2 separate regions of the Homo sapiens genome follow, and region 2 is linked to region 1. The links are chromatin loops, found by intact Hi-C in ENCODE. Cell type or tissue: Calu3. All regions are shown on one strand. Each heading gives the region's core, and the rest is flanking DNA. Links, peaks and the distances in the headings are about the cores only.

What was found. A loop is a pair of places that touch in the nucleus more often than their neighbours do. Peaks named below come from ENCODE experiments on the same cell type or tissue, not always from the same donor. Only the 100,000 strongest peaks of a DNase experiment are listed, where the experiment ranks them.
Region 2: a loop joins it to region 1, with 4 times the contacts of the local background. A loop is called at or near these places in 1 of 110 quality-filtered maps.

Annotation. Positions count from the first base shown.
Region 1 is chr1:230,158,546-230,174,577 of GRCh38, forward strand. The region is part of intron 1 of GALNT2 (polypeptide N-acetylgalactosaminyltransferase 2); the gene reads left to right. Among named protein-coding and RNA genes, the nearest start is that of GALNT2, 99 kb to the left of the region's middle. In Calu3, for the core only: CTCF peaks have their summits at 9,027 (motif pointing left) and 9,228 (motif pointing left); DNase peaks (open chromatin) are centred at 9,006 and 11,026.
Region 2 is chr1:229,796,936-229,812,967 of GRCh38, forward strand. It overlaps LOC105373161 (a long non-coding RNA gene), which reads right to left and starts at 10,913. Exons shown (of 4, transcript XR_949247.1): 1 at 10,862-10,913. In Calu3, for the core only: no CTCF peak of the experiment used is centred there; a DNase peak (open chromatin) is centred at 7,106.

The DNA.
Region 1 (16,032 bases), core at 6,974-11,973:
TGAGACTCTTCCAGGGAGCCTGGTATCCACAAGAGTGGAAGCAGCTGGTCAGGGCCACGGAACTGGAGATGCCCCATGGGACAGAAGGCCTGGGGCTCTGGCAAAGTGTCTTGTAAGTGTTCCTGTCATTTCCCTCCACGTAAACCAAGTCAGGCTTGCAAATCAGCAGCCTTTCAGGTCCTTTCTCTCCTTCTGGAAGCTCTTGCATGTTGCAACCCCCTACCCACCCCGCCACCTCCCATCACAGATAAAGATTTTGTACCATCAGCCTGCAAGTGAGTTGGATGAATGCCATCTGAAAGGCTTTGTTCGTTTGCACACGAGGTCGTGAATAGCTGGCAACAAAGAGGATTGAACCTTGGACCTAGTGTGTCTGAGCAGTGCCCCAGCCCCCATGCCGCTTTGGATTTCAGTGGCCTCTGCAGCAATTTATTATTCTTACATCAGATGTTTGAAGTAGGTGAAGGGGCAGGTGGCATGTGTCTGGTGAGGTTGCTGACACTGCTTTTGGATGAGAGAGAGAGTAGTGGTTGAAACAGAGCATTCAAAAAAGCGTACACTTTAACCTGTAATCCGCAAACATTCCTTTGAGTTTACCCAGCCGTGGGAAAGGACGCTGTACCCCTGCCCTATTGGCTGCACCCTTTGCTGTTGATGTGAGGCTTTATTTACCTGGGAATTGACAGGGTTTTGGTCCATGATTGCTCCTTTCTCCGCAATCACATTTAATGCCCATGATATCTCATCTTTGCACACGAAGGCAAAGCCTTCTACTGCTTTTTCTCTTAAAGTGTTCAGCACTCCCCTGAGTTTATTAGAAGGATCAGAAGAAAGAGACCCTGAGTGTGAGGCTAGGTCAACCGGAGAAATTCACCCAATTATTTCGTTTCTTTGTTTGGATCCCTGCTTTTCATTTCTACCTATTCTGAAAGAGAGGCTTAAAACTAAAGTCCGGTTAGTTGAGGATCAGATGTGTCATACTTTTCTCAGAGGGGAGGGGACGGTCACTTTGCTCTAAGTTTGGGCCATGAGGTCCACACTGAGCCTACATGGGGTAGGGGGAAACCGTGAAGTGTGCAGTGACCTGAGGGTGCCAGATCACCCCGAGCCGTTGTGGTTCCCACTGGGCAGGCTGTACGTGGTGAAGGTGATAGACTGCATGTCTCATGCAGGCCAAGTGCCTGTCGGTCAGCTTGAGGGAGAAGATACCTTGTCTACCTCCCCCCACCTGCAGGCTGGCTGGCTTTGGGTGCAATGACCCTCCTCTTCCTTGAATCGCTGTTTCATTGTGGACCTGTTGGAAGTGCCAGCTTGGCTGGCCTTTGGCTGGATCCCTGTTTGCTAGAGCTTTGTTCCTACTCTGGAGGAGTCAGCTGCTGTGCCTTCTGGGACTGCCAAGAGTTGCCAAGGGGAGTGGGGAGTCCTCTCTGTGGGGTGTCGTCTGAATCCAGCAGCCGCACCACCCAGGTGCTTCCCTCCTCCCCACTCCTAGGCCAATGTCCTTAGTTTCTGCTCACTGATCAGACGATTATCCTTCTCCAGGATGACCACCATCATCTCATAGTCCTTCCTCACTCCCTTCCATGAAGTGCTTCTCCAACCCATTGTCTCTGTCATAGTGAAATGATTCTACTGTTAGTATCAAGATTTTCCACTAGTGCTAATAACAATCCCTGATGTTATCAAACATGTAGGATGGGCCAGGCATTGTACCAGGTGTCTACAGAAATCCTTTGTGCTGACTGTTGACCACTATCCCCATTCTGTAGGCGAGAGTGAGCCTTAGGAAGGGCGTTGGACGTGGCCAGGATCACACACCATGCCTTGCACTCACCTCTGATCTCTGAGGGCCAGGGCCTCCCTGTATACAATGATCTCTGCATCTCTTCTTCCTAGCAGAAGACTCAAAAGAACTTTCAGATGTGGGAGGCCAAGGCAGGTGGATCACCTGAGGTCAGGAGTTTGAGACCACCCTGGCCAACATGGTGAAACCCCGTCTCTACTAAAAATATAAAAAAATTAGCCGGTCGTGGTAGTGGGCGCCTGTAATCCCAGCTACTCAGGAAGCTGAGGCAGGAGAATTGCTTAAACCCAGGAGATGGAGGTTGCGGTGAGCCAACATGGTCCCACTGCACTCCAGCCTGGGTGACTGAGTGAGACTCCATCTAAAAAAAAAAACACGAAACTTTCAGATGAATAAGTTGGTTCTATCAGAGATGGCTCTTAAAGCTCAAAAGCTGTTTTAAAAAGCCCTGTGGATGCGCAGGCTCTCTTAGACCCTTTTTCTGTGTTACAGAAGGGGATATAATACCCCAAATAGGGTTTTTTTTGGTACAAACTGTGGATAGTACTAGATTTTGCTCCATACAGAGTCCTGTTGACTGAACTGCCCTTTCATGTTGTGTCTCCAGTGTTTTTATGGGCAACAGCCATATACAGTCTACTTCCTATCTATTGTGAAGTTGTTGTTGAGGATTTCCTGTATTATTTCACTCTGCATTCATGTCTCAGTTACCTTTGATCCCTAGCAAACTGTCCCAAGTGGAATGGCCTAACCCAGGAATGATGTATTATTTCTTACAGTCCTGTGACTGTCTGGGCGGTCCTTTTGCTAACTTCCCCAGGGCTCACGTGTGCCTTGTGGTCAAGTGATAGCAGCGTTGGCTGGCTGGTCCAAGGTGGCCTCACGTGTCCTATAGTATTTGCTAGCTATTGTCTGGGGCTCCTCAACTCTCCACATGCCCCAGTAGCATAGACCAGCTTCCTTACACCATGGTGGTCTCAGGGCAGCATTCTAAGAGGGCATGTCCAATGTGCAGGTGTGTATTAAGCCCCTCCTTGCCTCGTGGTTGCTGGCATCCAATTGGCCAAAGCAAATCACATGGCCTAGTCCAGAGGCCGACTCCAGCTGTCTGTGCAGACGTGGCAAAGAAATATGGCCACTTCCAATCCACTGCAGTCCAGTCCCCAAAATCCATTCTTTTCATGGCACATTTTGGAATCTAGCAGCTGAATTTCAGTCTCTCTTAAGATACTCATGACTTTATTTGGATGGTGAGCATATGGTTGGTTGGAGCACAGGCTTCAAAGTCCAGCCTGAATTGAGATTCTGACTTGCTCTCTGACCATTGTGCCTTTGGCGGGTGACTCACATCCATTTCTTCATCTGTGAAATGGATATGATGATACTTGCCTTCCTGAGATTGTTGTGAAGTTAATTGAGACTATACATGAAGTCTCTGGGCCATAACTGATCTCATTACACCTTAATTCTTGTTTCTATTACTTATTTTACTTCTGTCTCTGGGAAGTTCAGAGTTTAAAAATTCAACTTGACCACAGCATCTTTACTTGGTCATTTCTGCAACCACCATGTTCCATTTCTTTTGTGTTTCTATTTAGATCTTTTGTTTTAAGCTACCCAATCCTTTTTGGAATAATATGGGGTATTATTAAAGTAAGACTAACCAGCAAAATTCTGTAAAAATTAAAAAAAAAATCTTGGCGCTTCCAGTTCATTGGTTTTGCTGGTAAGATTCAGGATTATAGTACTGTTGAACAAGCTTGTATAGACGTGAATGAGTTTCCACATTCTTATAGATTTGACTCAAGTGATCTTTGCAGATTTTCACAAGCACTGAAGACTAACCAGCCTTCCTTTAAGTCTCCCAGCACTTAATTCATCTGGTCCAACACATGCCGGGTTCTTCAGGGTGTTAGGATGAAGCTCCTGTATCTGATCACCTACCATATTCCACACATTTTCCATACACTCTTTCTCATCCTCTGAGAATTTAGCATTCCGGGTGATGCTACTAAGATGGATGAATAATTTATAAAGTTTTAGAATTCTAAATATAGTTCTTTCTAGTTTCCCTTAGGGTTCAGAAAACAATATCCCAAAATGAAGGCCTCAGAAGCAAAAGTTTTTCACTTTCTCCTGCCCTCCAGCTGCCAGTCTCCTTCTCCCCAAGGCTGCCCTTAGAAGCTAGATTCCCTCCATAGAAGCTAGAATCCCTCTTCCCTAAAACAGGTCCTAGGAACCAGAACTTGCTTTCCCCAAAGCCAGCCATCAACCCTGAAAATGCAGCTCTAACTTTCCCTCTGCCTTGCTATGTAAATACTGTTTATAAAAACAGTATGTGACTTAACTGTTTGACTGTAGGTCATAAGACCCACCCCTCCACTCCATTCCAGAGAGGGTCTTGCCCCAACCCAGAATGAAGGAATGCTGCTCAGAGAGGCTGAGAAGAATCTAGATGGACAGGCCTTGCTGGGCTTCCCCACTCGGTCTGTTGGCATTGGAACCTACCATTTTTGTCCAGTCACATTTCCACATGACTGTCCATACTGTGTTGAACTTAAGCATGAGAATGGACAATTTCCCCTGTAACTTTGGGTCTTCATTCTGATGGCTCCTGTGTGTACACATTAAATCAATGTGTATGCCTTTTCTCTAATTAATCTGACTTTTTCGAGTTGAGTTTTCAGTGAACCTTCAGAGGGTGATGGGGAAAGTTCTCCTTGACCCCTGCATTTCTAAGTCAGTGGACACGTGAATCTTTGGCTTACAGAAAGATAAGAATCAGCTAAACATGTTCTTTGAAACTCCGCATTAAAACAACAACAACAACAACAACAACAAACTTTTGTCAAAGGAATTGTTAAATCCCCCAACCTTCATGTGCAGTGAGGTGAGATCCAGGCCCCACTTGGAACAAGTTCCATGGAGTGCGCACATCTTGTGGGCCACTGGCCACTCCTGAATTCCATGGACTCCGTGGGGCTGAGGTGCAGTGGAAAGATGAGCAGTGACTGTTCCCAGTGCTGTTGCTCATCAGAGAGCATGGGATGAGGTCACTCCGGCGATCTCTCATGCTTTAGCGTTTCCAGCTGTATGAGGGAGGTGTGGTGTAACTTCTCAGGCGGTTGTGTGGCTCTGGGCTCAGTTTTTGTTGAGAGCCTTCTGTGTGTCAGACACTGCTAGCATCATCATGTATGTCCTTTTATTTAATTCCTCCACATCACAGTGGATAGAAAACATGGTTCCTATTGCTACGAGCTCCAGAGCAGGAATTTGAATTTGCCTTCGAAGCCCGAGCTGCTCACAGCAGCTCACTGTCTTTTCAGCTTTCCCATCAGGATCAAATGAGACGAAGTGTGTGGAAAGGAGAAGCAACCTTTAAAAGTAGATCTTGGTAAAATTACTGTTTTCTGAAGTTGGACCAGGGAAGCTAAGAGGAAAGAGGGACAGTCCCCACTGACTGTCTTGGCTGCTGTGGGCCAGGCCTGTGCCAGTCACTTGGTGTCAGTGAGCTTATTGGATTTAGCTTTCCCAACCACATGGACACGGGGTCAGTCTGTCTGTCCCAGAACTGGCCGGGGGTGGTGGATGGAGCCTGGACTCTGGGCCAGTCACAGCCTGATGTGACACTGGATACACTGCCTGTTAGCTGTGTGCTCTTGACTTTGTTTTTTTTGGGAGGGTCTCAGTTTTGTCATCTTTTTTTTAATAAAAGGGGTATTAAATACCATACCTCAAAGATACTGTGAAGAACACATACGTAACTGCAATCGCACACGTGTAGCTCCTCTACAATGCCTGGCACTTGGAAAATCCCTGGTAAATGCCAGTTCTGTGAGGGTGGCATCACTGTTGCTGTTATTTCCATGTTCTGGGTTGGGGGCAGAAGGGCCGTCGGGCCCATGGGGAAGTACCCAGTAGAGGCCGGTGCTTTGCTTTCTCTCCTTGTGTGTGTGATTGCCCGTACATGCACTGTCAGCACCCGAGTTCCCTGTACACATTTACTGCTAACAGCGGTGATAAGCGCACAAGATCACTTTGGTGTTTGACCCGTTTCTTGGAGAAAGCAAAGATTCAGTAGGGAAAGTGATGTACATAGAGGAGATGAGCCTCTCAGCAGGCTTGGCGGACTGCATCCGATCATGTGATCTCTTTCTTGCCCAGGACAGCACGGTCTCTGGGCCCTTTTTCTTTTTTTTTTTTTTAGACGGAGTCACTCTGTCGCCCAGGCTGGAGTCCAGTGGTGCGATCTCGGCTCACTGTAACCTCTGCCTCCCAGGTTCAAGCGATTCTTCTCCCTCAGCCTCCTGAGTAGCTGGGACTACAGGCGCCCGCCACCACGCCTGGCTAATTTTTTGTAGTTTTAGTAGAGAGGTTTCACCATGCTAGCCAGGATGGTCTCGATCTCCTGACCTTGTGATCCACCTGCCTAGGCCTACCAAAGTGCTGGGATTACAGGTGTGAGCCAGCACGCCTGGCCTCTCAGCCCTCTTTCTAATTCCAAGGGAGAAGGGAGGCTACCTGAGATTCTACAGTAGTGCCTGGACCCCAAACCTTAAAAGCAGAGGTCAGCTCACACCTGTTTCTAGAAACAGCTTTTGTGTCCCCTGCCCCATAGGTTCCTGTAGTGGCTTTGGGCAGCATTTGGAACCACTGGCCAGATAAGATCCCTTAATGATGTGAAATACTGCATAAGGTCGAAGTTCCAACTTTAACATATCTGGGCTAAATTTTTAAAACTATTCAACAATTCATGAAGATAATTAAAGAACATGTGAAAGTCTGAGAAGGAGAGCCAACACTCATCATTCTCCACTCTTAACACAATCATTTTTATTCCAGTGCCTTTCATTCCAGGCTAATCCATATGGATACAGATTTTTATATAGTTGTTTCATTGTGTACATAAAACTTTGTCTCCTGCTTTTTCATTTAACGTAAGCATTTTGCATGTGGCTCTGTGATCTTTATAATTTTAATGGGCGCATAGTATTCTTTGAAGGGGCTGTTAACAGAAATTAACGTTGTATTGGTGAATGTTCTAAGTTTCTTCTGTTTTTTCTCTTATAAATAATGCTGCAGTATTTGTGCATAAGATTTATTCCTTATTTTAGGTTAGTTCACTGGGATAAATTTACAGAAGTGAGATTTCTTGGCTTAAAGATTTTCAGTCGCTTTCTAGTTCTTGATGTTGGATGCCAAGCCAAGTTGCTTTCCGATAAGGTTTAATTTACACTGTGTCCTTTTGCTTTTAAAATAAGGTAGTGAGACATCTGCAGCCTGGTTGTGATGCCAAGTATTGAGATAGTATGGAGAATGTCCCAGCTGTTGAAGGCAGAGAATGGACTTACAAATAAGTGGCGCCAGAGGTAGGGGATCTCACAGCTTGTCCCTGGGTGGCACTGGTCAACCTGTCCCAGGGCAGCACTCGAGAGGGAGGGAGGCCCTCGGAGTAGCCAGAGCCCCTGGAGAGGGCTGATAGATGCCCCACAGGGCTGGAGGTTTCTGTATGGAGTCCTGCTGTAGGTCACTCATATTAGGCATGATGTGAATGTGCTCCACTCAGCTACTGTGATCTGATTGAAATAACCTTTTAAGAAAAGAGCTTGCAACTGTGGAAAGACCACTGTTTTGGATCAGGTTGACATGGAGTCTGGGCTTTGATGGGACTGTATGAACCGCCTTAACCCCTGTGTTTACCTGTCTTTAAAGTGGTCTAATAAGCCATGACAGTGTCCTCTGCACAAATCCTTTGTGAAAGAACAATTTGTAATTAATAAAAAAAAAAGACCTTTTGAAAAAAATAGATTAAGACAATCCTTATAGGGTTTTGGGGTAATAGTCACACAGCTAATAGCTGCTGAACCTTGAGCAAAGAAAATGTTAATGAGAAAATGTACATTTTAAATGAATAAAAAGAAACATACAGTCCCTATGTATTTCTTGTTTGTTAGGAACTTTTTCAGGCACTCCTCCCCGCAGCGTCACTCATGAGTTTCTTTTTCTTGGGTGCAGATAGCACACATTTTGCATGGTGTGCCTCACACGGTGTTTCTCATCTCTAGCTACTTTCACCATCTTTCTAAATATCCCACGTGGGTCATATCATTTTACCAACTTTGAAAGGATTTGTCAGGCCTTTTTCAAATGCCTGCTTTATCAGTCCTGAGGCTGCACAGCCTTGGCCTTGCCATGGAGAGATGGCAGCAGGACAGTGGACTCCGGGGATTCAGTGAGCACGCGGACATGTCTTGTCTCTGCCTTCTTGCTGTGACCAGTGGGTGTGATGTGCTGGTCTCTGCCATCTGCTGTCTCCCAGGGCAGCTTGGGAAAGCCTCTCCTTTCCCCCAACTTCCTTGCTTTCTTCCCTTTTCCCAAAATCCAGATCTAATTCTAATGGTACCCAAAGAGAAGTCAACTGAAGTTTGAGGTTTCTCCCTTTGAAGATAAGGGGTAATTGCTGTACAGAGAACCTCAGAATGGGGGAGAATTGCTGTAGTGGGGGAGTCATGAGGAGTAAAAGAGAGAACATGCTAGTGCTAGGCCTGGGGTGGATGTTGAATAAACATTAGTCCCTCTCACTCACACTTGGGTTGGCTGTACCTGGGCTGTACTGCCAAGAATTTCCAACTCTGTAATGATTTGTGATGAGATAAGTCAGGGGAGAAGCTTAATTACAAATTTTCCATTTCGTTTGTAACCCTCAGCCCTCTTGGGGCTCTTTGCATATCATTCTGAGACTCTTTTTTTTTTTTCTTGGAGATGCTCTTCAAAACAGAGTCAAGTGTTTTATTTTTTTGGTGGTGGGGGGTGACAGAGGGTCTCTTACTCTGTTGCCCAGGCTGGAGTGCGATGATGCGATCCTGGCTCACTGCAGCCTCAAACTCCTGGGCTCAGGTGATTCTCCTGCCTCAGCCTCCCAAGTAGCTGGGACTACAGCTGTGCATCCCCACACCTGGCTAATTTTTAAAATTTTTTGTAGAAGCAGGGTCTCACCACGTTGCCCAGGCTGGTCTTGAGCTCCTGGGCTCAAGTTGTCCTCCCACCTTGGCCTCCCAAAGTGCTAGGATTACAGTCGTGAGCCACCACTCCCAGCATGGAGCCAGTTCTGACTCAGTGGTTACAGAGCAGGCCTAGGAAGGAACCAGTTGTATGGAAGTTAGGCCCTCATGGGAAGGATTTAACCAGGTGGTCATGGGAGATGGTGGCACCTACTGGTGACAAGGAGCATTGCACTTTAGTTCTGTGAGACCTGCTTGTGGGCTGAGGTGAAGTGGGGAGGAAAGCAGCCTTGCGGGGATATTGACATGGAGGTCAGGGAACTGCCGAGCGTGGAGGAGCGCCGTGGTGATGGGAGGAAGGGGCGGTGGAGCAGCACGGGTGTGAAATGTGCAGGGCTGCAGCCTGGCCGGCTGACGAGGCTGCCTCCTGCTGGCCTCCCTGCGGCTGCTCCACTGTGGCCCTTGGGCCCCGCTCATCACCAAGTGCTGCCTGAGGGCTTCACCTCTCTCCTCCCACCTTTTTTTCTTACCTATTGGCAATGATTATTTTTAAATTTTTAAAATGCAATTGATTTTTACATAAATCACATGGGAAATAATTTTCTAAAATACCCCCCCCTTTTTTTTGTAAAGAGACATTTTCTAGTCCAGTGTGCAGAAATTCTTCATTTTTCTAAAGTAAAAGAACCTGCTTCAGCTGTGGTTGGGAAACCCAGAACAAGAAGTGAGCTGCAGTTGAGAGAGGGCTTTGTGTGCCACCCCCTGACTGGGGAGGCGGTGGACTCGGAGCAAGTGTTAGAAAATGGAGCCATAAAAGACTCCTTAAAGTGTCGGGCGCTCAGCTAACTTAGGGCTAGAATTATATATCATCTCTTAAAGGACCTGCTGTTCTTGCCTTCAGGAATGGGAAGTTATCACCAGGAGCTAAGAGCTGACCTGCTTCATAAACTCTTACTTAGACCTAGGAATGAGGAAAAGCTGCATGCGAGTGGCATCCCTTGTGCTCGCTTTCTCTGGGCTAAAACGTTTAGGATGGTCTGGCAGCTCTTGAAGAGAGGATGGTGGCGTGGAATAGATTCCTCTGAGGCCTTGCCCCTCCTGTCCCCGGAGCTGAGCTGATTATTCTCATTGGAAGATTGGCTTTCGAGCATTTATCAAGAGATTTGTACCTGAGTTTTCTTGAACGAAGAGGGAGGCAAGAGGGCTTAAAATTTCCATTAAAAATGAACAGGCACCCAGGAAATACATGATTGACGGATGTTGGCCCAGGAGTTTTCAGTGTAGTTGCTTTCCCTTTAGGTAAATAGGATTATGCGCACATTTTTGTAATTTTTTACAATTTTATTTTTTTCTAGAACAGTTTTAGACTTACAGAAACATGGGGAACATTGTGCAGAAAGTTCCTATATATATCATACCAAGTTTCCCTGTTATTAAAATCTTACATCAGTATGATTCATTTATTGTAAAGAACCAGTATTGATATGTTATTAACTAAAGTTCTCTCTTTATTCAGATTTTTTACAACATCCCCTTGTGTTCTTTTTCTGTTTTAATATGTTATCCAGAATACCACATTCCAGTTAGTGATTATGTCTTCTTACTGTGACATTTTTTTAGACTTTCCTTTTTTGTTATGACCTTGACGGTTTTGAGGAGGCTTGGTCAGGGATTTTTTAGAATATTCCTCGTCTGGGGTTTGTTTGATGTTTTTTCTCATGATTAGATGAGAGTTATGGGTTTGGGAGAGGAAGACCACAGAAGTAAAATATGCATAAATTTGTAAACAAGTTGTTGAATGAGTTAATTATGGAGAGAAAGGGAAGTTTAGTACCCCTGAATAGTAACTGGAAGAGGAGTAAAGGCTGGACCCCCAGATTGGAAGAAGGCAAGTTTAATGTTCTTAATGATGGGACTTAATGTCTAACTTGTGTCATGCCTTATAGTTCAAAGGGGATGGGATAGAGTGGTTCTTACATTTTCATGTTATATCTTGGGAAACTGAGGCTCAGAGAAGCAGCCTGAGTTGCCTAAGGTCATAGAGATAGACCAGGATTTACTGGATATGCCAGTGCATTTGCAAACTATTCCTAGTTGCATTTTCTATGCCCAGAGGTTCTAGACTCAACTGGCTGGGTCACCGATGGCCATTTCATCTGTGCGTAGCTATAGGGATTTAAATAGGAGGATTTTTGTTAAATGAAGACAATTGACCGACTGTGCGTGGAATCAATGTGCAGGATGATTCACCAGGCTTTCTGCCTGTTAGAGAAGTTAAATGGTTGAGAATTAATAATTATGCGATTGTAGTTCACGACTTCAGCACAAGTCATTGTTACAGTTCTCAAATGTTGAGCAGCCCCACGTTATTCCCCACCAGTGTGTTTTTCTCTGAGGTTACACAGTAAAATAAGTGAAGTGCTGACCTTTATCATAACATATTTTTTATTTGTGAGCAAGTGGAGTATGTATAAAGCAGTTTGTGACTTTGAATCCAAAATAGAAATTTGCCCTCCTCTCATTTTCGCAGCATTGAGTTTCATAAACTAAGTTGGAGCAGTGAAAGTGAAACTGGAAATGCATGGATGAAGCCAGTGGTTCTGAACACTGAGAACTGCCTGGGAGCTTCTAGAAAAACCCCCAAGGCTGGGTCCCATTCCCTAAAGTTGTAATTATATTGGCCAGGGCAGGAACAGGCCTTGGGAAATCCAAAACTTGGCCTTTCTGTCTTGTTCCTCACTCTGTACTCTACCCAGGTCTTCATTCTTAAACCTTTCATATCTTTTGATTCTTGCCTAAGTAGAGGTTTTGGGAGCTGTTGGGCTGGAGCTTTCAAAGCTTGCAGTAGGCTGATCTTACTTCTCTACCTATATTTTACCTGTTCTCCCTAGGTGATGAAACTAGGAGGGCCCATGGCTACTTCTGCTACATGGGGCACAAAACATGCTTCAGAAATATTTGAGAGACTGAATGAAGCCTGTCTCTGGTCTCTAGGGTATATTACGTTCCCTTTCTATTCTAATGATGAGTAGGAGGAAAGATACCACTCTTTCTTGTAAACCAAACTGTTCTTGCTTTCAATGGGGATTTTTATTAAGAAGCAAAAACTGATCTCTTTTATAAATGCATAGATACCAGTGTTTTACACAGTACAGGCTTCTGGTTTTAAGAGAACTTTTGCCATGGTTCAGAGTGATCTTACTAGCCTAGTATATTGGTTTGTTTTACATTGCTATAAAGGAATACCTGAGACTGGGTAATTTAGAAAGAAAAAAGGTTTATTTGGCTCACGGTTCTGTAGGCTGTACAAGAAACATGGCAACAGAATCTGCTTCTGGTGAGGACTTCAGGAAACTTTTCATCATGGTAGAAGGTGAAGGGGAGCAGGTGTGTCACATGGCAAGAGAGTGAGCAAGAGAGAGAGGGGAGGAGGTGCCAGGTTCTTTTAAACAATCAAATCTGTGTGAACTCTTTCCTTTACCATGGGGAGAGCACAAAGCCATGCATGAGGGATCCACCCCCATGACGCAAACACCCCCACCAGGCCTCACCTCCAACATTGGGGATCACATTTCAACATCAGATTTGGAGGAGACAGCTATCCAGATGAAATCACCTAGTTAACTCTGGTGTTCTTTTTTCAGGACCCTTTCCCAGTGAGTTAAAATTAAATTTGTGAGTTTATTAATAGGTCACACAGCCTATTTGGAAAGTAAGTTTTTTTGCCTTCTTGTGAGAAGACCTGAAGATTATTCCTCTACACTACCCTGGTGGAACGCCAACCTTGAAGAATTAGAAATAAGTCCTTCTGCTTCTCCCATGGGTCACTTTATAGGGAAAATGCTTGATCAGGGGAGGTCTTGGTCTTTAGCGGGAAACTAAGTCTACTCTGTAAAAATTTGCTTTCGAGTGAACAGTATTTTAGTTAGTTTGTAATGTCTTAGCTTTGCAGCTTAGCTTAGTCTTACCTTTTGAGAAATGGGCTGTGAAATATAAATTATTACATCATTTAAAAATTTCTGGCAACCTGTTTTTTTCCCCAAAACTTGAGGGTTGCTGTGTGGATTGGCTGTAGTGGTAATTACTGAAAAGTCATCAAATAACAGTGAAAACTAGACAACTGATTAGAAGGGAATCAAGTAGTCATTCAGATGGTATTTTCGGTAATTTAATCTGCCTCTGACCATATGTTCTAGTCAGCTGAAATAATTTAACAGTGACAACATATATTTCAGCAAGCAGAGATTAAAAACAGCCCATTTATTTTCTGTTTTCTCCCGCAGTAATATTTTTATGTCTCCGTTAACAAATATGATGTTCGCCATTTAAATTATATGGAAGCAGCTTTGGATGATTTAGCAATATACATAACATTTATTCTTTGTTATTATCTAGTTTTATGTATGTAAGCATGTTTATTTTAGTGGTGTTTCATAATTCAAAAATGTTACCAGAGGTGGTAATTGTATTTATATTGGACATGGGTAAGACATCAGCGTGAGATGAAGCCACATTTTTGCTGCTTTTGTGACTCAATTCTTGGGCTTCCAACACCTCACAGCCCCTGCCCCCCACCCCTGTCCCACACAAATGACTGGCTGGGTGCAGCAGTCTCTGCCACTAGCAAGCCTTATGGCATTGATAAATGTAGTGGTTTTAGAATATTCTAAATATTAACCAATTTTTTTTATTATCCTCCTCTCAAAACTGGAGGCTAGTCTCAGCTCCACCAAACCCGATTTCACGTGAGCTGGACATGGTGACATGGTTCATTATTTCTTATGAACAGACTGTGACAGGGCAACAGTGAGTGATTTCCAAGACTAGGCCATAAAAGGCATCACCGTGTTTCCCTTGCTCTTGTATGTGCCCTCTTCCTCATATTCACTGGGGAAGCCAGCCGCCTCTTGGGAGGACACTTAAGCAGCCCTACTGGATGGGCCCCAGTGAGGAACTGGGGCCTCCTGGCCACGTGAGTTACCCATCTTGGAAGCAGACCCCAGCCCTAGGCAAACCTTCAGAGAACAGCAGCCCTGGCCGAAATCTTTGCAGCCCCATTAGAAATCGTGGGCCAGAACCATTCAGATTCCTGACCCTCAGACACTGTGTGAGGTAATAAACATTTATTGTTTTAAGCTACTGAGTTTTGCAGCAGTTGATAAGTCAGGTAGCCCTTCTGGATCCTTTTTGCCAATCCTCTGGGAAACGAATGGTTGGACTGCACAGTGCCCTGCACGCATAGATTCGATCAATAGTGCCTAAGGGGCTTGCTCATCTTCCAGCCACTGTACCTCCTCATCCCCACGGCGCCTTTCCTCCTCCACTCCCCTGACCACTTGCCTTTGGCAACTGAGCCAAGAACACTTCTTATTTTTTTCTTATTTGGATCAGAGACAGATTATACTGGGAATATTCTATTAACAACGAAACCTATATTTACACTTAATTAGTTTCCATAACTATTTAATAAACTCACCTATTGGGTTTACTGCTTCTGAAAATAGTGTCATAGTATTTAGATGTCATTGCTATTTTATGTACTTAGAGATAGGATGAATTTGAGCTGCTGTGCTCTCTGATTATGGCAGGTAAGTAGACGTCGCTCAGCCATGGATTCCCGTCTGATTACACTCATGGCCCTGGTTTAATTCCATTTGTGCCTCTGTTGTGTGCATTTGTAAGAACAATTTGGGAGATACATATTTTGAGGTTTTAGGATACATAATTTTGAACCAGATTAAAATGTCTAATAACAATAATCACTACCATCTGGGGTAAGTTAGTAAGTAGGAGAAGACTTAGAGTTCTCTTTCTCTGGCCCAGATGCCATTTACAAAGGGAGCGAAGACCACAGCGCTGTACTTTAGGGCATCTAGGTCTTTCCAGAGGCTGCGTGTGGATGCATCCAATACTCTAGACCAAGGGGTGATGCCAGGCAGGGCAGCAGCGTTCTCCTGTCCCATGTTTCTCATTTGGTTGGCAGGGCATCCTAGACCTCTGGTTAAACTTCCCTGATGGAATGCAGTATTTGGTCAGAGCTGCTGAGCCCTCCCTTGTCTACACTTTCCTGAAGCACCATCTGTCTGTGGGGTAATCATTCTGCATTCACTGTCAACATCCCTCCTTTGAGGGTGGTGGAAACAAAGCAGAGATGGGTCTGCATCCTGGGAAATCAAAGCGGGCTTACAAGATCACAGGCTTTGAATTCTCTGCAACTTTTGACCCAGCATAAACCACATCATGACTTGTCTAATCTCAGTAGTTTATACTTGTCACTAAAAAGAGGACCTGTCTGTCACTGCATCAGTTTCCCCTTAAAAGGGAGAAAACACACAGATCTGTTGGTAGCACAGCCAGGATACCAGTGGCTACTGGGCGCAAGAGCCTTCTTCATACATTTGCATTCAGTACATTTCCATTTTTGAGCGGCACTGATGCTAGTGTAAATAAGTCTTATAATGTATGTAAATGTATGGGAGGGGGATTGTAACGAAAAACTTCCACTGCAGAGTAGGCGAAGCCAGTACAATCAATCTGAGTAAGTAGGGCGAGGATTTTTTTTTTTCAGCTGCATTTATTATTGAGCAACTATTGTAAGGCCACCAGCGCACTTGGTACCATAAGGATACAGAAGGAATATGACAGCTTTCCTTACCCTCAAAGAACCTGAAATCTTTTTGGATATCAAACATGGGCGAAGCAGGTAGCAAATGTAAAAGACCCCCAAGTGCTAACTGAATGTATCACCTACACAAGAACACTGGGCAGGCAGGGACCCGCTGTGCAAGAGGCATTGAGCCCAGCCTCCTAATCTTAGAGAAGTTAGACTCCAACACCCACTGCCATTGGCAGAGGCGTGGCTGGAACCCAAGGCTCTGGCTCCGAGGCCAGTGCTGCTCCCCACGTGTCATGCGGGGTCTCCTCCTTTCCTACTTGTCCCTGCAGCATTGGCCTCTCCTCTCCCCTGCACTGACACCTCACCTTCCCTGAGTGGTCTCCCTCCTGCTCACCAGTAGCTTTAATTACCCGGGGCCTTTTCACAACCCCAGATTTGTGCCTCCATCTGTTTGCAGATGCCTCCTCTTGGTATCTCACAGTAGCTTCATCATTTCCAAACCAAACTCCTCTATATTTCCTAGCACTGCTTCTTACCCTCCCCAGCAACTGTCTTGCATTTCTTCTCGGTGGACATCACACCTGTGTAGGAAGTGCTGCAGTCAGAAACCT
Region 2 (16,032 bases), core at 4,843-9,842, 360 kb before region 1:
TGCAGAGAATGAGATGTAGGATGGAGTATTCCTAAAGGTGGAAATGAAGGTGGGGGAGATGTGTTAGGAGGATTAGAGGTTAGAGGGTTTGATACAGACACCTGTCATGCTCTGCCTGTGGCCACAGAAAGATGAAAAGTGTGTGGGAGTGCTTGGCAAGACATCAAGATGGCTAAGAAAATAGAAATCCCTCCACGTCAAATGCATGCCTACAACCATCTCTAAATACACAGAATTACAATATAAACACAGTAAAACCTGAAGCAACTCTGGGAAAATGAAACTCTTACATTTAATCAAAATAAGATCACCGGAAACCTGATTGAAACCTTTCATGTCCCTCAGATTATGAGGGGCAACTTGAGTGGGTGAGAAATGTATTTTGTTCACCTTAGTTCAAATAATGTATGTAAAATCCAATTCTGGTCTATTCACCTGGGGAGGGGAATATCTGTTCTAACAGCACCAGCAACCACAGCAACAAAAGCAACCTGGTGTCTAATCTTAGATTCACTGCTATAAAGAGGACCCAGAAGAGGAAAAAGCCGGAGAGAGACCTTAATCAATTGGAGTTTAACCTTTGGTTCGATATGTTTCATCTTGTGGTCAGAACTGAAAGGGCTGAGACGGCTTTATTTTAAAAGTTGTGTTGATGACTGATCAAAAGCAGTTATATCTGGGAGATCATTCAGGTGCGAGAACACTCCAAAGTAATTTCTGTTCTACTTAGCATTTATATAGCACCAGAGAGCTCCGCAGGGTTATTAATACACACCTCGCACTTTCAGAGCAATTTACAGCCATTCTGGATGCTGCCCTTATCTGTGGGGCTGGAGGGGTGGGCAGGGGCCAAGAACTCAGACTGCTCGAGCTGCTGCTTTGAAACCATCCATTTGCCTTTCCTGTTGAGGGCGGGTTCCTGGGCTCAGAAATCGGCTTCCTCAGCAGCCCTGTCCTGATCCGTGAAGGACAACCCTCCCCTCGCTCCATGGAGCCTCTGTGGATGGGCCACTTTCTGTAGGCGAGACACACAGAGAGGATGAGGGACACGGAGAGACACCTGCAGTGTGACCCTAGACAAAACGTGGCTTTGGGCCGGGCGCGGTGGGCCATGTCCGTAATCCTAGCAATTTGGGAGGCCTAGGCAGGCGGATCACTTGAGGTCAGGAGCTCGAGACCAGCCTGGCCAACCCCATCTCTACTAAAAATACAAAAGTTAGCCAGGTGTGGTGGTGGGCACCTGTAATCCCAGCTACTCGGGAGGCTGAGGCAGGAGACTCGCTTGAACCCTGGAGGTGGAGGTTGCAGTGAGCCAAGATTGCGCCACTGCACTCCAGCCTGGACAACAGAGCGAGACTCCATCTCAAAACAAACAAACAAACAAACAAACAAACCCACAGCCTTGTGTTCCATTTCCCTCTGACACCAACCTTTCTGTGGAGATGGCTGCCTGCACTTGCCCTGGGCGGGAACTCAGGGACTTCCTCCTCCCAGTTGTCTTCCCACAGTCCCTCCCTGGCCTTTCCTGCCAGAGGCAGCACTCCATTTCCCCAAGACTGTGGGCTGGGCCGTGTCCTTTTGTCCTGGAACTAGGGGCCAAATCTTGAGAGTGCCTCATATTCCCAAGAGAGCTGCCAGGGACTGCCAACAACCTGGGTGGGCACCTCTCTCGGGGCTTAATAGGGGCAGTAGCACTGGCTCTCCCTCATGCCAACTTCTCACCTGTCTTTCTACAGGAAGAGACCAATATGGGCATTGACTTACATACCCATCAAAGGTGGGCTGGATAAAGGAAATGTGCTGCATATACACAGTGGAATACTATGCAGCCATGAAAAAGAATGCGATCATGTCCTTTGCAGCACATGGATGCAGCTGGAGGCTGTTTTTCCAAGTAAATTAGTGCAGGAACAGAAAACCAAAGACTGCATGTTCTACTCATAAGGGAGCTGAACACTGGGTAGTGATAAAGACGGGAACAGTAGACACCAGGGACTACTAGAAAGGGGAGAGTGGGAGGGAGGCAAGGGCTACAAAACTACCTATTGGGAACTATGCTAACTACCTGGGTGACCGGATCAGTCATACCCCAAACCTTAGCATAACACAATATACCCACGTAACCCCCAATCTAAAATAAAAGTTGAAATTATTTAAAAAAAAATAGAGTACGGACCCCCCCACCTCAAAGAAAAAGACCAAGAGGAGAGCAGACAGGAGAGGATCTCTGGGGCTGTGCCCTGTGGAAAGTGCAGTGCTCAGTTTAAGAGGTGATTCTCTTCTTCCCATGAAACCAAATGAGGGGGCTTTAACAGAGTTACTTCTCAAGGCTGGAGGTTCCTGTCAGAAGAGAAGAGGACAGCGTGTTCCCTAAAGGGCATACAAGCCCAGGGCAACTAAGTCTGAAGGGATCCTAGTAAAAGCAATGAGCATGTCCCAAAGGGCAGTGCTTTGCACCATCTCCTGTTCCTAAGTGCAGGGCTAAAGGCCACCTCCCAGGAGGCCTTGGAATGGCCAGCTGGACATTTGTGTAGGCAGTGAGCTTGTTGGTCAGCTTGAGTGGAGGAGAAGAGAGCTGGAAAAGAAGGATGGCAGGAGAGAGGGCATGGCTGTGGGGCAGCTGGCTTGCTGAGTCTAGTGTGGCCAGGATCTGTCACCCCCAGGTTGAGTGGAAACTGTAGAACATGGCAGAGCCCAGGCTGTTTTGCTATACTCTCAGCCAGAGGGCTGTTGGCCGGGGCAGAGGTCCTTACCCCAAGAGGCTGGAGGATAGAAGGCCAGGAGTAGACTCTTGGAAGAGTTAGAAAGCTGAGGCCAGTGCAGCTCTCTTTCCTGGGGGAGGAAGCCCAATGTTACTTCAAGGAGCCGACATGGCTGGACATTGGAGCCCATGAAGAGGCTCCCAGGGCCGGTGCGAACCCCAGCTGCAGGGGCCACCCCAGATTGTCTATCGCAGCACCTGCCCAGACACTTACCTCGCCTTTACTCTTCTCCATTATGCAACCAGTGAAATATCAGAAAGCAGATGAAGAACAATGCAAATCATGTCAACTTTTAACTTCTTTCACCTCCTCCTTCTAGATCTAAAGTCGAGTCATAGGAATATTGAGTTTGGACAGATTGTTTAAGTTCTAATGTGACACCAAGTTTCTCATGTAAGTAAATTTTAGTATCTGTAAAATGCATACATTAAGATAATCTTATCTGGGGATTTAAAAAGTAAGTTTGTTTTACAACTCAATGCAAAATAATACCAGTCTTCTGTAGGAAATGTAGGAAGCACAGATAAGTTTTTAAAAAGCTAAATCTGAACAGAAATCCCACACTGAGAAGTAATGGTGATTAGACTTTCTAGTAGTTGCTTTCCCATCATTGTATGTATGTGTGTGCTGGCATGCACACATGTGTGTGTGTGCCTGCACGGACATGGGATCATATTGCATATGCTTCATTGTAACCCACTTTTTAATCACAACATTATATTATAAACACTTTCCATGGAATTCTTACGCAGCATCACGTATTGGATGTGCGGCATTTTTCTGTTGGACATCTCAGATAGGGAAGCCCACCTGGAAAGTCCTCATTGTTTCTCTAATACAGTGGCTATTGGAGCTTAGCTTGTGGAAGGAGGTTTACTTTGGAGGCCTCAAATCATGACGTCTTTCTACACCTGAAATCACAGTTTCTCCCAGCCATCCAATGAGTTCTGGACTGGTGGAGTTGGAGGGGCAGCAGGAACAGGGCGAAAGTGGGAAGTGGGGCTGTGAAATCAAGGCAAGCCTGATGATGTGGTTTGGATGTGTGTCCCCTCCAAATCTCATGTTGAAATGCAATCCCCACTGCTGGAGGTGGGACCTGCTGGGAGGCCCTTGGGCTGTGGCAGTGGATCCCTCTTGGCTTGATGCTGTCCTTGCCATAGTGAGTGAGTTCTTGTGAGATCTGGTTGTTTAAAACGGTGTGGCACCTCCCCCCCTGCCCCTTGCTCCTGTTCTCGCCATGTGATGTGCCTGCTCCCACTTTGCCTTCTGCCATGAGTAAAAGCTCCCTGAAGTCTCCTCAGAAGCTGGGCAGATGCCAGCACCATGCTTGTGCAGCCTGCAGAGCCATGAGCCAATTACACCTGTTTTCTTTATAAATTACCCAGTCTCAGTTATTCCTTTATAGCAACACAAGAATGGCCTGACACATCTGGGATAGAAGGTAGATGGCAGGTCTGGGGTTGTGGGCTGGGCATGGAGCTATGAGAGAATTGCTTGGAATTCTACAAGACCATATACGAGGCCAGGTGACATGAAAGGTTATGGGTCAAATCAGGCAGGGGGTCCACAATTGGGAAGGCATGCAGCCTATGTGCAAACATTCACTCTAGAAGCTCTGTGAACACCGACCATGTGCTGGATGCTAGAGAGCTGATACTCTGATGGTTGAGAGGGAGCCAAACTCCATGTCAGCCTAAGAAACAACCGTCTAGTAGTGAGGATGTCATAAGCAAAAGGTTTCATTAAAATGTGATAAATGCCATCAAAGAAGCTGGAACAGGTGCCACGGGACAAGAGGGGAAACCCCTCAGAGTGTGGGAAACCTCATGAGGGGGCTGCGCCTGAGTTGAGTTGGGGGGTGGGGCAGAGTGGATGGAGGGACAGTGGGCACGGGGTGGGGGGCGAGGTCAAGTGCAGGATGGCAGGCAAGGTGAGAGAAGCTCAGGGGGCGGGAGTGGATCTTGGTGTTTGGGGAAGAGAAGGGGGAAATTCTAAAAGTCAGATTCGATAAAATCTTTTGAGGAATTGCTCTAAGTAGCTGTAATAGAATGGCATTTTAGTTTGTATGCAAAATACCATAGACCGGGTAGCTTATAAACAACAAACATTTATTTCTTACAGTTCTAGAGTTTGGAAGTCTAAAATTAAGTTACAGGAAGATTTGGTGTCTGGTGAGGTCCTGCTTCCTGGTTCATATGTGGCACCTTCTGGCTGAGTCTCCACATGGTGGAAGGGGGAGGAGCTCTCTGAGGCTTCTTCATGAGGGCACTAGCCCCATTCGTGAAGGCTCTACCCTCATGACCTAATCACCCTCAGCAGCGCCAGCTCCTAACACCATCACACTGGGGGTTAGGATTCAGCATGGGAATTTGGGTAGACAAAAACATTCACTCCATGGCAAATGGGCACACATGGGGTTATAGTCGGGCTAATGAAAGTGTACACTGCTCTGGTGATGGGTGCACCAAAATCTCACAGATCACCACTAAAGAACTTACTCAGGTAACCAAACACCATCTGTTCCCCCAATAACCTATGGAAATAAATTTTTTTTTTTTTAAAAGAGAGAAAGCAGAACAGTTCTGCTCTGTTATGTGCAAGCTCTGTGACATTAATTTTCCTCACTGAGCTTTGCTTGCCCATCTGTAAAAACAAGAGCAAGACTCCGTCTCAAAAAAACAAAAACAAAAACAAAAAACAAACAACAACAACAAAAAACAAAACAAAAACAAAAAAAAACAGGGGTCATCTCTAACTGTGGGCTGTGCTTGGGGTCAAATGGGAAAACTGGAGGGAAAACACCTACCATGCTGGAGGCCCGGGAAGCCTGGACTTCTTCCTACCTCCTTGAAAACCAGCTCTCATGGAAGACAGTGTCTGCTGTGTGTCCAGCTGGAAGTGCCCATGCTCCGTGTACTGAGGGCAAGGTTACTTCTCTGCCACCAACTGAGCCTGTGAAGGCTGAGTCGGGATGAGTGTGAAAGGGCTGGAACATGAAACCTCACTGTTGTTTACATCCAGGGCCAGGCTTCTTCTGCAAAGCTGCCCAACACAGTCCCATGAGGTCAGGACACAAGATACAGCTTTAAATGCCTCCTAACCTGGCAGGAAAGGATTAGGAGATGAGCTCCAGCCCTTGAAACCACCACAACGGTGGCCGCCATAATTGTGCACTTGGCAGCCATTATCAGAGCTCACTTGTCCCCTGTCAGTGTTTTGGGCTGAAGTGTGTCCCCCCTTGCTCCCTTCCCTAAATTCACATGTTGAAATCCTAACCCCCAGGACCTCAGAATGTGGCTGTATTTGAAGACAGGCCTTCAGAGAGGTGACTGAGTTAAAATGAGGTCGTAAGGGTGAGGCCTAATCCAAAGGACTGCTCTCCTTATAAGAAGAGGAGATGAAGGCGCAGACACACACAGAAGGAAGACCACATGGGGACACAGGGAGAAGACAGCCATCTGCCAGCCAAGGAGAGAGGCCTCAGGAGAAACCAACCCTGCCAACATTTTGATCTCAGACATCCAGCCTCCAGAACCATGAGGAAATACATTTCTGTTTAAGCCTCTCGGTCTGTGGTGCTTTGTCATGGCAGCCTGAGCATACTCAGACACAGAGGCTGACAATCTTCTCCTTCCTGTCTATTATTCTTGCCACCAAACATCAAACCAAACATATTCTGCCAGTGCCCTTGCAGCTGTGGTGCATCTGTGGCACTGTTTTTCCCGCTCACTCAAACTCTCGTGGATGGAACTTTCCACGGCTGCTCCAGCCCCAGCTCTCCCTTCCCCTAGCCCCATCATTTGTGGACCTCAGTGTTCTCTCATCACTTCACGAAAATTTACCTTGTGGCCTCAATTATAGTAGAAGCCCTTAGACTGCCAACTTCTTGGCTGTGTCACCTGGAGCAAGTTCTGGAACCTTCAGTTTCCTCATGTGTAAGAACAGCTGTAAGCCAACCACACCGGATAAACAACCAGCTCTGCCTGACCCTGGAATCCCAGATGCCTCTCTTGGCCCATGGTGGGATACCCTGCTCTGCCACCTCTCAGTACCACCATCGCTACAATGCACAGCCTGCCTGACCCTATGGCCCTGCCTCTGCTGACCACAGCAGGTGCACAACCTACTGTAGACTGTGGCTCAGCTCCAAGGCCCTGACATTCCCAGGCTGTGCCTTCATGCAGTGCATAGTTATCTGGCTTATGTTCAGCCACCACGTCCCATGAGAGGACAAGGATGGATGAGGCCTTCGTTTTGTCTGCCTGGACTCCAAGATATTATCCTTGTGCTGCAATAGGTAATAGCTACCTGCAGCTGATGACTCAGACTTCCTCCTTTCACAAACACTTTTTTTTTTTTTTCTGGCAGGGCCACTTTGCCTCTGTGACATTCAAGAAGTGCTTACAACTGAGACCTGCCTGCAAGCTGCAAAAACTGTAAGGGGAAAAACTTTGCTTGGAGAGTGCTCTTGAACACTAAACCATATTGCTTTGCCAAACAGGAATATGGGGGTGAAATAGGGGTCATTGTCAGAGGTAGGTGCAATTTTACAATTGAAGCCAACAGGCTTGAAATATAGTGAAAGCACTTTTGGTTAAAAAATAAACTCTCCAAGTTTGCAAAAGGGTCAATTATCATTACTTTTATTTGGGCTCAGAAATCTTTCCTAACCACAGCTTAATCTTTTCTCAAACAATCTATGACAACCTCCAGCTACAGGAAGCTAAAAGAGCCACTGTGTCATGTCCAATTAAGGAATATTATCAAGATGTCTGTGTCTCTAGGGAGAATAGCCCCCCCAGGGATGGTCACCTGAATTGACTTTACCTGCGAGCACCCAACAGCATGGAGGCTGGACTTTTGGTGACATAACTTTTTTTTCTCTCCCAACCTTTTTCTCTGTCATAACTTGTTATTGAACTCAGAAGCAGGAACAATGACCCAGTCCTTCTGGGAGATATGATGTGGTGGCAGTTTGGGCTCTTTTTAAATGCATGTGTCATTTGTCCTTACATCTGGTTCTGAATCACAAAAAGAATCTATAAAAAGCCAGAACCTAAATAAATGTTAGCAGCATTGTTTGGTGAAAGCCCTGTAACCATCCAATGGGTTCATCTTGCCAGCTGCCCAGATAAAGCTGATTTATCAAGACAGGGGAGTGGCAACAGAGAAAGAGTTTAATATACAAAGAGCTGGCTAAATGGGAAACCAGAGTTTTATTATCACTCAGATCATCCTTCCAGAATGTTTGGAGGCAAGGGTTTTCAAAGATAGTTTGGCCTGCAGGGGGCTAGGGAATGGGTGCTGCTGATTGGTTGGTGAGGTAATCATAGGGGTGTGGAAACCAGTTCTTGTGTGTTGAGTCCACTTCTGGGTAGGGACCACAGGACTGGTTGAGTCAAGAGTTGCGGGTCCAGGTGGAGCCACTGGTCATCAGAAATGCAAAAGCCTGAAAACACACCTCAAAAGGCCAAACTTAGGTTCCATAATAGTGGTGTTATTTACAGAAGTAGGAAGGTTGCAAATCTTGTGACCTCCAAAATTATGGCTTGTTATCATTTAATTACATCTACATCTTAGCAGAATTCAGGTCCCTCTCATTCTCCTAACCTGGTGGACTTTCATTAGTTTAACTAATGTGGTTTAGTTTTGGGAAAGGGCTATTATCGTTTAAACTATGAACTAAGTTTCTCCCTAAGTTAGTTTGGTCCACTCAGGAGTGATCAGTGCAGTTTGGAGGTTACAGGCAAGATGGAGGTGGTTAGATCAGATCTCTTCCACTGTCATAATTTTCTCATTGCTATAATTTTTGCAAAGGTGTTTTTAGCCCTTTGTTAAAGTACAAAGATTGCCACGTGGATGAGCAGGGTTTGAACACCTTGCCTCTTTGAGAGGACCTCTTCATGCCCTGCCAGCTCCTGTGGGCCTCATGGTCTCTCACTATTGGGTAAAGAATATGACTCCAGTTCCTCTATGAAGTGTCATCTGCCACCTCAGTTTATCTGGCTTTCTGCACATTCACTCCTTTACTTAGCAAGCTTGGGAATCTTTTTTGTATATCTCCAACTAAGTGCTTGGAGGGAGGAGGGGAAAAGTTGCATTTGCTCTGTCTCAGACCTCTGGCATCATCAGTCCCTGGTTTGTGGGGCATGAAGCAGATACATTTATGGGGCCATCCTTAAGAAAAAGAACAAAAGTGATTTCACTTTGGCAAATTTTACCAAAGCATATAACCATGTAAACACATTGCAGGAGCTTATCCCGAAGCCTTGTGTCAACTGAAAAAATTGTGAGATTTGGCCGGGCGTGGTGGCTCATGCCTGTAATCTCAGCACTTTGGGAGGCCCAGGAGGGTGAATCACTTGAGGTCAGGAGTTTGAGACCAGCCTGGCCAACATGGTGAAGCCTCGTCTCTACTGAAAATACAAAAATTAGTGGGGCTTGGTGGTGCATGCCTGTAATCCCAGGGACTCAGGAGGTTGAGGCAGGAGAATCGCTTGAACCCAGGAGATGGAGGTTGCAGTGAGCCAGGATCACGTCACTGCACTCCAGCCTGGGTTACAGAACGAGACTCCATGTCAAAAAAAAATTGTGAGATTCATACATTTAGAGAGGAGAGCAGGACTGTGGCCTGCAGGCTGGCCACTCTGCATGCTAAGAAGTGGAACCTCCAACAGAGACTGAAAGCAGGCACTTTAAGGGAGGGAAGAATGGAACAGGAATTTATGCCAAATGGGTTGGCTAAACATATATATTTAATAGGTTTTAGGAGGAGCTATGCATATTCATGAGGGGAAGTTGCACACATGCATGGTAAGCAAACATGTATATTACATATACCCCATGATCACTCTGTGGTGGAGACTTAACATTTAAATGCATTAAAGTTAGGCTCTATACATCAAAGGGGCAGCAAAGCACACAGAAGCATCTCGTGTGCAGCCTCTGTAAACCAGCCAGAACCAGCCCACGGTCGCTGGTTATTTATCAGGGAGAATGTGTTGTGAAACTGATGAGCTGCCATGTCGAGGCTGCAAGAAGGGACGGGAGTCTGGCTGGGGCATCTGGTGATTGGCTAAAGTCAGCGATGGAGCAAACCTTCTGTTTTTGTTTTTCCAGGGCTAGCTTCTGTTTAACTCTTAGGAAATAATCCAGTATAAGTTAACAAGGAAGGAAGTATACTGAGGTGTCACTGACCTCCCTTCTTGTCATGGAATTTAGTTTTCCAAGTTTTTTCTGGGGCATCCTTGGCCAAGCAGGGTTCATTCGCTCTGTTGGCAGGGCTCAAGATTTTATTTTTATTTCACACTCAGAAGGGGCCCGACGCTTAGGATTCACCACCTCCTCAGGAAATCTGCCTGTGCTCTGTGGGATATGGTGGCATTTCTATGGGGGATGTTTCTCGGCCACTTGTGGCCCTTAGTTCTTGGGTCTTGAGTCCCCTCAACCATCCCCACCTGCCCAAGTCTCTCACAACTTCATTCTTCCTCTTTTTATGAGGTAGCAAGATAAGTTCTGCTCTGTACTCTTGGCCTCAGTGTCCTCTTCTGTAATGTGGGGATTTAGGATGTTATCTCTTAGAAAACATCTGAAACATACTTGGCTCTCAAAGAATGCTATCCGGTGCCTATTTCTCAAACCACGTGCCCAGATTCCTGACCAATCAGCTGCTCATATTTCTATGTCTGGTTCCAGAACAAAATTTTGTCACAGCTAAGAATTATAAAATTTGTACCCCTCAGCCTATAGTGTAAAAATAGCTGCCAGAAGAGGCCATAGATATATCCAGAACAGAGATTAGAATGCTTCACTGAAGACTTGTTTATTGTAGTAAATGACCCAAACTTAAATCTTAAATGTCCAGCCAGAAGAGATGAGTAAACCTAAGGTAACATTATACAATGGAATACATGACAACTACCAAACTCATTTTAAATATTAATAGATTGCATAATATATTGCCAAGTGAATAATACAGGTGACAGAACTGTATTTACAATCTTATTTCATTTTTGTAAAATAAATACTTCACACACACAACACACACACACACACACACACCGCACAGTGTTGCAGGAAGCATATGCACCAGATGTTACCTGTGGTTATCAGAAGGATGAGGCAAGGGGCCATGTTCTTGTCTTGCTGACCTGCATTTCCTATAAGGTTGCAGTGGAGGAGGCCCCTCAGGGCACCACACCCGGGCCCTCTCCTTTCCTCTGCCCAACCCCACTTCAAGCTTATAATCAAATTCTAATCAGCAAGTGGGTACTCAATTGCCGAATGTTTTTGGGCTCATGTTTGCCAATTTAAAAACAGCAGACGTTTCTAGCCAATTATTGCAGTGACTCTAGAAGAGTGATTACTTTCTCCGTCTTGTGGCTCTGATGATTCTTCAGGAAATTGAGCTGAGAGTTTAATGTCAAGTGGCTTTGTGAACAGCATTTTTATTGGAAGTTGAGCCTTTGATTTCTGAGTTGTGAAGCAACTCTGTTCTATTCGAGAGAATGTTTTCTTTGACCATGGAAGACATCAAATTTGGTTCAAACAAGAGGACCTTGTGTGAGGACTACATACACAGGTGATCCTAAAGTATCAGCTTGACCCCAATCACAGTGTTTACGTGTTTAGGTAGCTCCAAAATGTTTGAAGCAGCTTCCTAATGAGCAGCTGGTTTTGTTGTGAAATTGTGTTTCTAAACAGCAACCTCTCAGAGCAGCTGAGAAATAATTGTAAAATAATAATTATTAATAATTGTATGTAAATAATGATTAATTAATCATTAATAATGAATGATAAATAATTATTAAGAATAATTGAAATGATTCCTAATGTTTTTATTCTGTTTTACTAATAATAAGTAAAGATTTGACTTTTGTGTTTTATTTTATAGTTTGCAAACTACTTTTTAAAAACAACTTTATTGGGATATAATTTTCATACCATACAACTAACTCCCTTTTTTTTGAGACGGGTTTTTGCTCTGGCACCTGGGCTTCTGGTAGCGCAGTCATGGCTCACTGCAGCTTCAATCTCCCAAACCCAAATGATCCTCCCGTCTCAGCCTTCCCAGAAGCTGGGACTATAGGTGTGTGCCGCCACGCCTGGCTAATTTTAAAATTTTTGTAGAGATAGAATCTCCCTATGTTGCCCAGGCTGGCCTCAAACTGCTGGGCTCAAGTGATCCTCCTTCCTCAACCTCCCAAAGTACTGGGATTACAGGCATGAGCCACTGTACCCAGCCAATTTGCCCATTTAAAGTGTACAATCTAATGGTTTTGAGTATATTTGCAGAGTTGTGCAACCATCACCACAATCTAACTTCAGAACAATTTTTTCACCTCAAGAAGAAATTCTGCCTAATTGCAGTCACTTCGTATTCTCCATCTCAACTCTCATTCCTAGTCTTATGAAATGTAGGGGATAAGAGAAAACTTCCCCTTCACCCTTTGAAGGTTCTCTAACAAAAGGCAGAATAACAGGAGAAAAGGTACACACATTTATTAACGTGTATGGTGGGGTTGGGATGTGGGCAGGGGAGTAGTGGATCACAGGGGGATTGCCCACCAACCCAGTGTGGCACAGAAGCTTTACGGGGAAGAGAGGAGATGGAGACTGTAGGCAATGCTTTCATTAGGGAGAATTGAATGGACCCACGATGTTGGAGGCAGACTTTATAGGAAGAAAAGATGTGGAGCTGCACAGGAACAAAGGTTGTCTTATTATGCAAAAAAAAGTCCCCCAGGTAATCTCCTGGGGTTACCCTCAGAAGAATAGATGAAAAGTTTGTCTGGGCATGGGGTAACTCCCAGTCTCTTCTCTTCTCCAATGGTTGATAGTTCCTGGTTATTTGATGAGATCCCTAGGGAGGGGGTTTAAGACAATTATGTTTCTTTTGGAAAGAAGCTTTCTTGGTCAGAGAAGGAAATTCCAAAGAGAGTCCCTCCCTGCACTTGGTGGGTGGGGGTAGAACAAAACAGGGTTAGAGGCAGCTTGATTATGAGGCAGCCTCTATGGTCTCTCAGCATGTCAAAGCATCGACTTTTGGGGTGTCGTTTTCTAAGCCCCAAAGGCAACCACTAATCTACTTCCTATCTCTATAGATTTATAAATTTGTCTCTTCTGGACATTTCATATAAATGGAATCATACAATATGTGGACTTTTGAACTGACTTCTTTCACTTACGTACATAATGTTTTTGAGGTTCATGTATGTTGTAGCATGTATCAGCACTTCATTCCTTTTTATTGTCAAGTAAAATTCCACTGAATAAATATACCACATTTTATGTATTCATTCATCAGTGGAGTATTTGAGTTGTTTCCACCATTTTTTGGCTTGTTAAAGTATGCTCCTGGCTGACAGACAAAATGGACTTCCTATGACTACCTGAGGTGCTCAAAGTTAACACAGAACCAGGTGTCCATGACTGGTGAAGGAGTGGTCACATATTCTGTGTTCTCAGAAAGATGTAAAAATGTCACAGGACCCACCCTTCTACAAGCCAAACTGGTTCCCATTGTCAGTGCCCAGACAGACTGCAGCTGGAAACTCCTCAACTTGTAACTACCCAATGAGTTCTTCTTGCCCACTGCCCAAATAGTGCCAATTCATCAAGACAGAGGAATTGCAAGAGAGAAAGAGTTTAATGCACACAGAACCTACTAAACAGGAGACCAGAATTTTATTATTACTCGAATCAGCCTCCCTGAAAATTCAGAGGCTAGGCTTTTTAAAAGATATTTGGTGGGCAGGGGGTTGAGAGGAAGGAATGCTGATTGGTGGGGTTGGGGATGAAATCATAGGGACTTGAAGCTGTCCTCTTGCACTGAGTCAGTTCAATGTCTGATGAAGAAAAATTACAGCAAGAGAGCACAGAAAAGTTGGTGGAGAGAAATTATCAAAGTCAGGATATGAAAGAAATGTTGAGTTGAGGATCACAAGCCTTCAAATTGAAAGGGGCACAGAGTGGTCGCAATAGTGAATTTTTAGAAAAGTGTCACATTATTATTATTTCATCTGACCAGTAGTAAAGACTCTCTCTCTTTCTCTTTCTTTTTCTTACTTGAGATATGGTCTCACTGTGTTGGCCAGGCTGGTCTCAAACTCTTAGGCTCAAGCAATCTCCAGCCTCAGCCTCCTGAATAGCTGAGATTATAGGCACATGTCACTATGCCCAGTTAGTGAAAATTTCTATAAACTTCTGGGCATGGCAGGTGTGTGTGTGTGAGAGAGAGAGACAGAGAGAGAGAGAGAGAAAAAGGATTTGAATTCGGAATAGCATTGAACTTTTTAATAGCAAAACTGAAAGAAGATAATAATACAATGTCTTCAATATTCTGAGGGACAATGACTTTCAACCAGAATTCTACCCTTAGGCAAACTATTTAATCAAGAGTAAGTATAAGAGAAAGACATTTTCAGAAAACTGAAGACTTTTTTTTTTCACCTCTTACGCACTTTCCTTAGGCAGATATGCCTCAGCAAAAAAAGAAAATTAATCAAGGAAGGGGAAGATGAAATGGCACCTAGGTAACAGATGATTCAACACAGGGAATGGCTGAGGGACAGCTCAGGCATTAATATTCAGCCTCTAGACTGGAGTTGGAGGTCTTTGGGAAGTAATTTGCCAGCAGAAATAAAAAATGGAACTGCTATATTTGATTACATAAAAAATGTGATTGATTTTGGATTATTTGGGGTGGGGGAAGTAAGCATTGTAACATAGAAAATCTAATAAATAAAAAAACAAAGCAAATATTAACTCTAGGAAGAAAAGAAACTGTTGTAGAAGACAGATGTCATCATAATGGACATTTTGGCTCATGAGTGAATCATATTTCATAGTCATAGGGATGTAAATGCTGCTTATTGAGAATAAAAATCATTATATAAATATGTAGGGAGAGCTGTAGGGAATGCTGGTAGAAGAATGGAGCAGGATTGCTAAATCCTCAGCTCTCATGGTAGGTGTCAATAGACAATGTCTAAAATTGACAAATTAGAATTTAGCAATGTAAGCCTATTATTTAGAAACAAAGAGGTTAAAGACAAGGGAAAAAGCTCTATGATCTCAAGAATAGCTTGCAGGAGTGATGCAGGGAAGGGAGAGACAGAGGTTTTTATTATTAGCTTTTTGGTATTATTTGAATTTAAAGCCATGGCACAGTGGCTCACACCTGTAATCCCAATACTTTGGGAGGCTAAGGCAGGGGGATCACTTGAGGCCAGGACTTTGAGATCAGCCTGGGGAACATAGAGAGACCTTGTCTCTACAAAAACAAAAAATTAGCAAAATGTGGTGGTGCTTGTCTCTAGTACCAGCTACTTGGGAGGTTGAGGTGGGAGGATTGCTTGAGCCCAGGAGTTCGAGGCTGCAGTGAGCATGATCATGTCATTGCTCTCCAGCCTGGGTGACAGAGTGAGACTGTCTGAAAAAGAAAGAAAAAGAAATAAAGAAAGAAAGAAAGAAGGAAAAAAAGAAAGAAAGAAAGAAAGAAAGAGAAAGAAGGGAAGGAAGGAAGGAGAAGGGGAGGGAAGGGAGGGCAGGGGAGGGGAGGGAAGGGAAGGGGGAAGGAGAGAGAGAGAAGGAAAAAGAAGAAGAAAGAAAGAAGGAAAGAAAGAAAAAGAAAGAAAGAGAAAGAAAAGAAAGAAAGAAACAAGAAGGAAGGAAGAAAGGAAGGAAGGAGGGAGGGAGGGAGGGAGGAAGTAAGGAAGGAAGGAAGGAAGGAAAGAAAGAAAGGGAAGGGAAGGAAGGAAGAGAGGGAAAAGAAGGAATTGATTCTTGGTCCTACCTCTTTCCATAAATTACAAGACTAAACTGCAGCACCGTCTGATGAGCAACTTCATAAATTCTCTGTTTCAAGGTTTCCAGAGAATTGTTACTTCCCCTCCACCAGCCACACTTTCTGCAAGCCACAGAAAACTCTAGAAATCTCTACTCTTCTTCCCTCAAATCCCCAGTTGCTGCAGGGAGCCCACTTCTAGTTCAGGATTTCATAGTCCTGAGGGGCAAACCCAACGGCAGCATTGAGCCTGACTTGGGCTTGGTGCTTTCTTAGAAGGAGTTTAGTTTCCAGCTGGGCACAGGCACACCTATAGTCCCAGCTAATAAAGGATCTTTTGAGGCCAAGAGTTTGAGTCCAGCCTGGGCGACATAGCGATACCCAGTCTCAAATAAATAAATAAATAAATAAATAAATAAATAAATAAATAGATAAATAAATAAGTTTTTATTTAAAAATAAGGAGTTTAGCTTCCTAATAATG